2 separate regions of the Mus musculus genome follow, and region 2 is linked to region 1. A link is a loop called in an ENCODE intact Hi-C map of the cell type or tissue named here. Cell type or tissue: heart. All regions are shown on one strand.

Region 1 (5,000 bases):
GAGATCCAGCAGTGGAGTGGATCAACCTAAGTTTAGAGTGCTACAGAGGGAAGAGCTGGAGAAGTCCAGATCATGTGTGGATCCCAGACATTGAAACAAGCTGTAACACTGAAGCTGCCTTGGAGAGCCCAAGATTTTCGAGATGTCAGAGCCGTGGGCTATCTGCTGAGGAAAACTGCTAACAGGGAGTGGGACCAGCCCAGGAGAAGGAAGTTTGTTGCAGTCAACAAAGATGAAAAGGAGTTGGAGATCTGAAGACTGCTTTGACATCAGACATGGAGATGCAGAGTTTGGAGTTTGTCCATCTGGTTTCCTGTCTTAATTCAGGGATTACAGTTATGTGATTGGATGGAGCTCAGAAGAGACTTTGAACTTTTCTTGTTAAAAAGATTTATTTATTTTACATATGTGAGTACACTGTCACTGTCTTCAGACACATCAGAAGAGGGCATCAGATCCCATTATAGATGGTTGTGAGCCATCATGTTGCTGGGAATTGAACTCAGGACCCTGGAAGAGCAGTCAGTGCTCTTAACCACTGAGCCACCTCTCCAGCTTGACTTTTAACATTGTTGAGACTGCTATAGACTATGGGGACTTTTGAAGTTGGACTAAATGTACTTTTTTATTGTGCTATGTTTAGGAATGGCCCCCATAGACTCATGTATTTAAACATGCCTATGGGGGCCTGGGAGTGGAATGTGATGGTTCTTATATGCTTGGCCCTGGTGAGTGGGCTTAAGACTCTCATCCTAGCTACCAGGAAGTCAGTATTCTGCTAGCAGCCTTCAGATGAAGATGTAGAACTCTCAGTTTCTTCTGCACTATGCCTGCCTAGATGCTGCCATGTTCCTGCATTGAATATAATAGACTGAACCTCTGAACCTGTAAGCCAGCCTCAATTAAATACTGTCCTTTTTAAGAGTTGCCTTGGTCATGGCATCTGTTCACAGCAGTAACATCCTAACTAAGATAGGTGTCAAGAGATTAGGACTAAAGGGCATAGCAAGCACAGGGTTGCGACACCAGATCCATGCTCTCACTATACTATGGACAGAGGATTGTTCTCAAGGCCTTCTGATCACAGGGTACCTCACGCGTCCTGCTGTGTGAGGAGCCACAGAGATAGATGTCTCATTTCTCAGTGTCCTCCGGTCCCAGAAACCTTTGCTCCCTGGGCTCAGTGTACCTACCTGTGCCTTGGCCTGGATATATCCCTGCATACAGCTGTTCTCTTTACTCTCCCTCTGCCTCTCTGGCTCAGGGCATCTCAGTACTCCCTGAAAGCGCTGCATTCCATGTTACCTATCTGAGTGTTTCAGCTCCTAGCCCCAAGCACTGAGTAGTAGGCTGGTGGCCTGCCATGGTGGCCCCAAGTCCTGACCCCAGTAGTGGTCTCACATCCCACATATTAGAGGAAACAACCAAGTGGCACTCACCTGGGGCATCTGGCGGTAGTGCAGGGGCAGTAGGTGCATCAGGCTGTGGGGCGGGGGGCCTTTCTTCAGGGGGCCGCTCCTTGTCTTTGTGCTTCTTGGACTTCTTCTTGGGTCGGCTGTGGGTGTGTGAGGAGCTAGTAGGTTGCTCAGCCTGAGGAAAGTCCGTCAGCAGGGGAAGACCAAGATGGGGTGCTGGAGCTGGGGTGGCTTCCTGGTGCTTGTAGTCCTGGGTACTGTGACCTAGGTCATTACTGACATCAGCTAGGGGGTCGTGGGTCCTTGGGGGCTCCAGCCGTGGGGGCAGATGGCTAGAGCTGAGGGTGTCTGATGGGGTGGGTCCTGGAGCAGGCAGCAGTGTCTCATGGCCATTGGGGGCACCCAGTTTGCCATTGAGGGTGGGTTGTGCTCGCTGTGTGAAATGTGAGATCCGGGGCTTCTTGCTGGCCAGGGGGTCAATGAAGTCTGTAGGCCGTTTCTGAAAAGCCATGGGGACTAGGCTGAGCAGAGAAGTATGTGGGAACTAGTAGCCACCTGCAGGGCCTGCTGTGGCCACACAGGGGCGCCGGCACACAGCTGGCCACACATACAAGAGAAGCAGCACCCAGACAGAGAAGAAAAGAAGGCCCTGACTGGGCAGTGAAGGTGCCTGAGGCACACGCCTCAGAAAGACACTCCCAGCCCCAAAGACAGCAAGTCCCCCCAAAGAGCGTGGCTCAGGCAGTGGACACTGGTTACAAAGGGCTGTGGTGTACCAGTGAGGACCCCACACTCAACCACCCCCCCAGGCAAGTACCTGAGAGGGTGAGGCAGAGCGTCCATGCTCTCGGGGCGGGCTGGAGTCTGTAGTGGCATTCTGTGGCTGACACAGCTTCCTGCAGAGGAGTGGTAGAGGCACTATGGTGGCACTGCCACTGTGCCCCGGGACTATGTCTGCACAGAGAGGGCCAGGTTCTCAGAACCCAAGCTGTGTTGTACACAGGGCAGCTGCTAAGCAGAGCCCATGTGGTGCTCAGAGAGGACTCCCACTCTGCCATGCTGAGGCGCAGGCAGCTAGTGCCTGGGCTTGCCAATGAGAGGGAGAATTGCAGGTCAAATATGAACACATACCTTGCCTACAGCACATCAGGACTCCACCAGCACAAGGCCATTCTGTGTGTCAGTGGTGACCTTGTGTGTGGTCCCTTCCTCCCACCCTGATCTGGCCCCGAGTACCCAATGGCTCATCACTCATAACGGGTCACGGCATCAGTGGTGGTAACTAGCCCAGGCATGCTGGCCCTGTACACCCGTGCTTGTGGAGCAGTGACAGGCCTTATGTGGACACCTCCAGCACTTGGGTATAGGTGACCCTGACAATGGGCACACACTTGTCAGCCCAGCACTACTGGAAGGTGGAGACAGAAGATGGGCAGGAGTTAAGGCCTGTACTGTCTCTGTAAGACAAGACACTGACCCAAAAAAAAAAAAAGAAGCCAGGCATGGTGACACACACCTTTAATCCTAGTACTCAGGAGGCAGAGGCAGGCTGATCTCTGAGTTAGAGGCTAGCCTGGTTAACAAAATGAGTTCTAGGACAGCCAGGGCTACACAGAGAAACCCTATCAGGGACTGTCAGGGAAAAAGAAAGAGAAAAGCAAGTAAGCTGGCTGTAGTGCCCAGGAGCCTGTGCCAGGCAGCGAGCGCCTAGGCTCTTGCCATCATGTGCCCTCTCCACCTCCAAGCACGTGGAACCCCCAGGCTCTGGCCTAGGCACAGGTTGGAGATGAGCCCAGAACTCGGTGGTGCCAACTGAACTTGAGGAATCACTAGCAATCTCGGCGAGCAGCTCTGCTCACAGCACCAGCACCCAGGGGGAGTGGGCAATTACTGTGCTGCTCCCTTGGAGTCTACCTCACACTCTGTGGACACCAGAGGCTCGTGGGAAGCCATGGGGACATGGACAGGACACCCTGGCACAGAGGAGATGCACAGTTGGCTGGGGACAGCCATAACTGTGAGCCGTCTGGCAGGCTGAGGCCAGTGCGTGCCTTACCGCATGAGCATGCGCTTCAGCAGCTGCCGGTCCCCCTCAGAGTAGCCGGGCCAGTCCTTCTGCAGGCTTTTGTACATGCAGTCCTGCAGCGTGCACGTGCCATCCTTGGGGTTCACACTGGCCACCTGCAACACATCCAGTTCTCAATGACTGTCACTGCTTGCCAAGGCAGCAGGGGTGGGAGTGGGGGTGTGAGTGCTTGGGGAGCACAGGGTGGTGGCAGCTCTGGAGCCATGTCACACCACCTCGGGTCCCCTGCGCATGAGCTGCTGCAGGCCCAGACAATCTTGATGAGGCACAGTATGTCATCAATATGCCCACAGCCCCCACAAGCCCCACCCTTCAGATGGTGGCCACTAGCCAATCCTCTCTCCCTGCCACAACTACTTCATCTCAGGCTTTCTCTCAGGCTCAAAGAATCTGATGAGAGGCCTTGAAGGGACCAAGGCTGTGTCTGTGCTGGCCTTGCTAGGTGCCAAGTGCAATATATGCACATATCAGCCACTCAACCATGCCGAGTCCACAACCTGTATCAGCCACTCAACCATGCCGAGTCCACAACCTGTATCAGCCACTCAACCATGCCGAGTCCACAACCTCAGTAAGGACTGAGAGGAGCCGGGCAGTGGTGGCGCACACCTTTAATCCCAGCACTTGGGAGGCAGAGATAGGTGGATTTCTGAGTTCGAGGCCAGCCTGGTCTACACAGTGAGTTCCAGGACAGCCGGGGCTATACAGAGAAACCCTGTCTCGAAAAACAAACAAAACAAAAGATCTGAGAGGAATGAGTTATATATTTAATGGGCTTTGAAGACATGGTCTTGCCTTATAGCTCAGGCTGACCTTGGGCTCAGAATTTCTTGTCTGAGGATGCTGAGACCACAGGTATGCCAGCATGCCAAGCTGGCAGCAGAGTCTCTTCCTGATTGAGCACTAAGATTTAAATGGTGTGCTGCCATGCCTTTCACTCACAGCTACTCCAAGCAGGAGCACTCATTCCCATACGCAGGATCCTCCACGATGGTATGTGGTCCCACTGACCAGCACTACCTAAGGTATCCCATCCTAGGACAGGCTTTCAGCTCCCCTGATACATCCAATACCCTGGGCTACCCTGCCTACACTAAAGGCATAGTCTTGAAAGGCTATGGCTCCTCCCTACAGATGCTCAGGGACTCTGATGACCTGTGGAGACTGCAAAAGACCTGACCAGGTTGTGACCCCTGCCCAAGATAGGCCCATTTTCAAAATCTGTGGGGTACTGCTGCCCCTCACAAGATGCATCACACACTCAAGAGTACCAGGTTGCCAAGGTCAGACCTGGCATGGCTGATCAGAGGCCATGGGAGCTGCATAGAGCCTCAGATGCCTCTGGAGCCATTGCATACTGCATGCATGCACTCCATTGGCTGAGGCAGAGGCTGACCATGGTCTTTCCTGATTCCAGAGCTTTCTCTGAGACTTGATATTATGTTGTCACCAGAGCACAGGGGCCAGGCCACCCCAATCCACCTTTATACTGTCCCCAA
Region 2 (5,000 bases), 79 kb after region 1:
TGTACGCCAGTTAAGTTGCTGGACAACCTGATAGAGTTCACCATCAGGCATGGCACCAGGGACTACAGGCAACACACTTTATATGAGTTTATGAGGCCGCCTCATCTACCTTTGATTTTTGAGTATCAGGCACACTTTTGCATGAGTAGCTGGGTACTCTAGGGCGTCTAGGACCATTTCACCCATCGTGGGGAGTCTTAGACAGGCCATGTTGCTTGTAATTGACTTCAGGTATGCAGTCTGTCTTGTCATTTGGAAGGTTCCGTGGGTTCGAACCTGGTTGCCAGCAGCTTGCAAATCCCCCATGTATGTGCAACCAACATCTCCAAAGTAATTTAGGGAAGGAAGCTTTCAGAGTATATCCTACCTCCCCGGTGCTGGGAATCCCATTTCAAAGGTATAATCTGAATGGATGGTTTGTGTGCACTATGTGAGATGACATCAAAAGGTTTGTTAGGGGCTGGAGAAGTGGCTCAGTGGTTAAGAGCACTGATTGACTGCTCTTCCAGAGGTCCTGAGTTCAATTCCCAGTAACCACATGGTGGCTCAACCATCCATAATTGATCTGATGCCTCTTCTGGTGTGTCTGAAGACAGCTACAGTGTACTTACATATAATAAATACTTTTAAAAAAAAAATGCGTGATGGGCATGGTGGTGCACTTTAATCCCATCACTCTGTAGGCAGAGGCAAGCGGATTTCTGAGTTCAAGGCCAGCCTGCTCTACAAAATGAGTTCCAGGACAGCCAGGGCTATACAGAGAAACCCTGTCTGGGGGGCTGGGGGTGCATTAGGTGTCCTGCATATAGGTGTGAGTGGCTATGTGGGTAGTGTCATTGGGTTCAGTCCTGCAACAGCAACTAGTACTCAGCCACTGAAACCAAAACTGGTTCAACTACATTCGTAAGCATCACCGGTACAGAAATACTTGTGGCCTTAACTTCGATTTAGGCCCTATTCGAGCCCCGCTTGTTGCAAGGATCTGGCGGATGTACACAGCCCTGGAACTAACCATTTAGTTGCTTTAGAAACTATTTAGAGTTCCACCAGGCGGTGGTGACACACGCCTTTAATCCCAGCACTTGGGAGGCAGAGGCAGGGACAGCCAGGGCTACACAGAAAACCTGTCTCAAAAAAAAAAAAAAAAAAAAACGAATTCAAAGGCGCGCGGGCTGGTGGTGGACCTCCCGGCCGGCAGGGGGCGCAGCGGCCATTCCCTAGTGCCACTTGACTGCGCAGTCATGCTCACCGCCGCCACAGAGGTGTTGGCTGCTGCAGACGGTCCCGGGTCTGCGGAGTCCGCGTGGGCCTGGGTGAGCCCGGTTGCGGGTGGGACGGGCGCGGGGTGGCGGGATGGGCTCAGGACTCCGGCTTCATGGCCCCACACCCCCATAGAGAGACGCCCCGATCGCTACACTGGTGCAGAGGATTCAGCAGCTTCAGAATGAACGCGCACAGGCCTTCCGCCGTCTAGACCAGTGAGCGGGCTGGGCTGGAGGAGGGGGCGGGCCCTGGGAGAGCTTGCCTGAGGGGGACCTGAGGGGAGGCGGCTGGAGGCGTGGCTGGGAGGACCTAGGTTGTGGACTTGGTCGGAAGAGGTGGGGAGAGAGCCAGATCTGGTCCAGGAGATGCAGGAGTGCTGCTGCCGGGAGCAGGGCGTACTTGAAAGCGAAGTCTAGAAGGGTGGGTAAAAGGATCTGTGACACTGAAGCCTGTCTATTTGGGGGAGTTGGGTAGAGCTGAGGGTGTAGCTTTTAGTAGCAGGGTAGATAGGTGTAGAGCAGCATGTGACCGTGGGCGTGGCCTGGCGGGAGCAGCTGTGGTGTGACCCTCCACAAGATCCCTCATTTCTCTGAGTGCAGAGATGGTTAAGCACTAGCTCTGTCCTGACAGACCCAGTCTGTGGAGTTCGGGTTTGTCTCTTTCGAGTCGGGGGTATCTTCCACGTAGCTGGAGCAGGGAGCGTGGTCTGCTTGTCAGCGTGTCGATTCAGCATCCTCCCGGTCCACTGCAGAGCTCACCGTCAGTACCTGCTCAGTGGTCAGCACTATGACTTCCCGAGTTACCGGAGTGTCGTGCACGAGGTGACCCAGGCCTTCGCCGCTGCCTCGCGGGAGGTATTGGCAGTGGAAGCAGAGTTGGCAGGGCCTCGAGCGCAACCGGTGCTCGCCCGCCACGTGCGCAGCCTGCAGGAGCTAGAACAGACGCGCCTGGCCACGGTAAGACCACCACCCCTCTCCTTTTAGAGTGGGGCATGGTCCACAACCCATTCCCAGCCACCCCGACCTACTACTATTTTTGCCAAACACCTCTATGCATTTGGGCCCTCTCCCACTCTTTCCTGGCTAACTACATTTCCCTCCCAAATTTTTGCTTAATTATACCAGCCCCTCTGTAAAGCTGTCCTAAGAACTCCAGAAACCCAACGCATCGACCACTGTGGCTGTTTAAGTCCCTAACTCTGGGTTATCACCGTTGGAACCCACAAACTACTTCTTCCACAAACATCCTCAGACACTTGTCATCCTTGGTCCTTGACCCAGATCCCAAGACCCCACCTACCCTAACCTTATAGCCAGTGGTAGCAGGGGAGGAGCTTGCCCACTGTAAACCATGTAGCTCTTTGGTCTGGAATTCTTAGTGCAGAATCCCAAACTCTGCAGAGTTCCATTTCCATCCTAGAATTCGAACTCCATGTCCGGCCACTGGGGTGGAGGCCACACCCACCATACCTGCCACCATTCCCTGGTTTTTCCAAACTGTGACCATATTCTGTACCTCCTTCCATAGGAGAGCCCTAAAAGCAAGTCATACGCTACCTCCCACTCAAGCTCTGCTCTCCTTAGAGTCCACTCCTGGCCCTCCTTCCCTCTGTGTGGCTTTTGTCTACTGTAACTCCCATTTCCTCCTCCAGGTGGCACTGTTGCAGGTGATGGGGACACCAGGAGTGTCAGAACAGGACCCTGAAAAGTTGCACCAGCTGAAAATAAAGTGAGCCCTGTTGGCCCCTTGGCTTGCCACCTTAGATTGGCACCTTAGATTGAGTCAGCCCAGCGCAGAGCCAGTCAGAGAGGGCAGACACTCTGATGCACTCTGGTGCTCCCAGATGCGTACTTCCTAGGATGTGCATGTATATCACATCTCTTACAGTTTCCACTGCTTTCAGGAGTTTGAATGTGACCAGTCACTTGCTCCCCTGTGAACCCCTCTAGGTCTATTGCAGGTCTCTATGCATAGATAGGCATGCACAAACATCCCCTCCCCCCACCACCATGGCCTTTCCCATGAGCCTACTGTGACCCAACGAGCCACCCGGCCTCCTGGGCATGCTCCCAGGCTGGGCTTGAGGTTTGGCAGCAAGCAGGAGGGCCCAAGGCTTGCCATAGCCCCCCTCCCCGCTAGCTGTGCAGCTCAGCTAATTCACCCCATCTGGGTTTTATTTATAGTTTCCATCCGCTCTTGTAGGGTAATTAAAACCATGGAGGCGATCGGCGAGGTTCTGCAGGAACTCAGGTTTGATGCGGAATCTGCCGAGTGAGGGCGGCTCCCCAGGGACCAGAGGAAGCCGGGAAAAGAGGCCCATGGCGTCGAGCCCAGCCCTGACCGCCAGCTGGCTGAGGTCGTGCCCTGCTGGGCTGCCCTCCAATGTGCCTCACGCAATAAAGAATTCTCCCTCTGCAGCTTTCCCATCAGCTCTGTATCTTGGGATGGGTCAGCCATCTTGGGGTGAGGGGGGATTCTCCAGGGAAACAGGGAGAGCAGGTGTAAGATTTCACACCCCCAAGGAGTTCTGGGACAGGTAGTGTTCTAGAAAACAGGATCGAAATTTATAGGTGGGGAGGGGGTATGCTACCCCTCCCCCCACCCCAACACATAGGCCCCAAACACACTGGCCATCGGGACCTGAACAACTCCTTTATTTATTTAAAGAGACTCTTGGGAGGCCCTGCAATACCCCAACCCTACCCACACTGGGGTATATCCAAGTGTGACCATCATGTGGACCAAAGCTGTGGTTGTGGGAGCTCATTGTGCCCCAGCCTCTGGTAGGTTTCTTTGTTGCCCAGATGGTACAGAGGGGCTCCAATTCAGGTGAGCCTCCAGGTCTGACCCAGCAGGAGGATGGCCTATCCTTAGAGTTTAGCCGGCAGGACCTGAGGGCAGAAAAGAGGCCACATTAAGCCTGGACCCTTCAGCAACTTGATGATGCAGTAAAACCTGGGGCTCTTTGCAGTAGGTGAAATGAGCACTAAGAGATCCCTTTGAGCAACACCGAAGGAGGGGAAAGGGCCTCATCTAGACTGCTGTAGGCCCCACTCACCCAGACCCCCTTACCTCTCGCCGCACCCCGTCTGCCCGAGGGCAGGATCCCCTCGTCCTGTGCTTGGAAAGAAGAGTGCGGTGTTGTGGAGGCTGCTCACCCGGGTCTCTCTCTTCCTCTGCTCCTTTACCCCCCACGCAAGCCTCCCCCAACTTTCCTACCTGGTTTCGGGTCTTGTGTGACTTCTGCATCCAAGCACGCCACTGGTCGTACAGGCGGAAACTAAGGTTCGAGCAGTATGCGTGCTTCTTGAGCCAGCCGAGGAACTGCTTGAGCTCGCGCCGCACCGGGCCCGAGCTGGGCTCGCCGCCCCGCGGCTCGCACACCCCGCCGCCCGGGCCCGGGCGCTCTAAAGAGAATGGAGCGGCAGTGTTGGGGCGCGGCCAGCAGGAGGCGCGCGCGGGACGGCGGCCTCCCATACCAGACCAGCTTCGGCTGGGGAAAGTTGGGAAAGGTGTCAGGTGTGGACCCAGAGTCACCCAGAGGAATGGCAATGCCACGGCGATGGAGACAAGCAAAGGAGGGAGTCAAATCAGTGGGAGGTAAAACCGAGTATTCGGTCGGAAAGGAAATCAATGGAGACTAAGTGGGGCCGGAGACTCTAGGGACACGGACAAAGCAAGGGGCAAACTAAGACAAAGACCTAGAAAGCAGAGATCTTGGGACTGTGTACCCCCAG

What was found. A loop is a pair of places that touch in the nucleus more often than their neighbours do. Peaks named below come from ENCODE experiments on the same cell type or tissue, not always from the same donor. Only the 100,000 strongest peaks of a DNase experiment are listed, where the experiment ranks them.
Region 2: it touches region 1 in a loop (4-fold over the local background); 2 of 42 quality-filtered maps call a loop at or near these places.

Annotation. Positions count from the first base shown.
Region 1 is chr8:70,582,468-70,587,467 of GRCm38, reverse strand. Ell (elongation factor RNA polymerase II) reads right to left here. Exons shown (of 12, transcript NM_007924.2): 6 at 3,472-3,596; 7 at 2,233-2,311; 8 at 1,440-1,914. Among named protein-coding and RNA genes, the nearest start is that of Isyna1, 9.5 kb to the left of the region's middle. In heart, a CTCF peak has its summit at 1,991; DNase peaks (open chromatin) are centred at 1,977, 2,659, 3,217, 3,566 and 1 weaker place; H3K27ac peaks cover 716 bases.
Region 2 is chr8:70,502,975-70,507,974 of GRCm38, reverse strand. Crlf1 (cytokine receptor-like factor 1) reads right to left here. Exons shown (of 9, transcript NM_018827.4): 7 at 4,483-4,670; 8 at 4,336-4,378; 9 at 3,897-4,154. The coding sequence ends at 4,141. It overlaps Rex1bd (required for excision 1-B domain containing), which reads left to right and starts at 1,223. Exons shown (of 5, transcript NM_025577.3): 1 at 1,223-1,313; 2 at 1,396-1,478; 3 at 2,015-2,219; 4 at 2,915-2,991; 5 at 3,466-3,680. The coding sequence starts at 1,242. The coding sequence ends at 3,538. In heart, CTCF peaks have their summits at 1,203 (motif pointing right), 2,910 (motif pointing right) and 4,704 (motif pointing right); DNase peaks (open chromatin) are centred at 1,484, 3,494, 4,404, 4,704 and 3 weaker places; H3K4me3 peaks cover 2,895 bases; H3K27ac peaks cover 1,228 bases; H3K27me3 peaks cover 1,373 bases.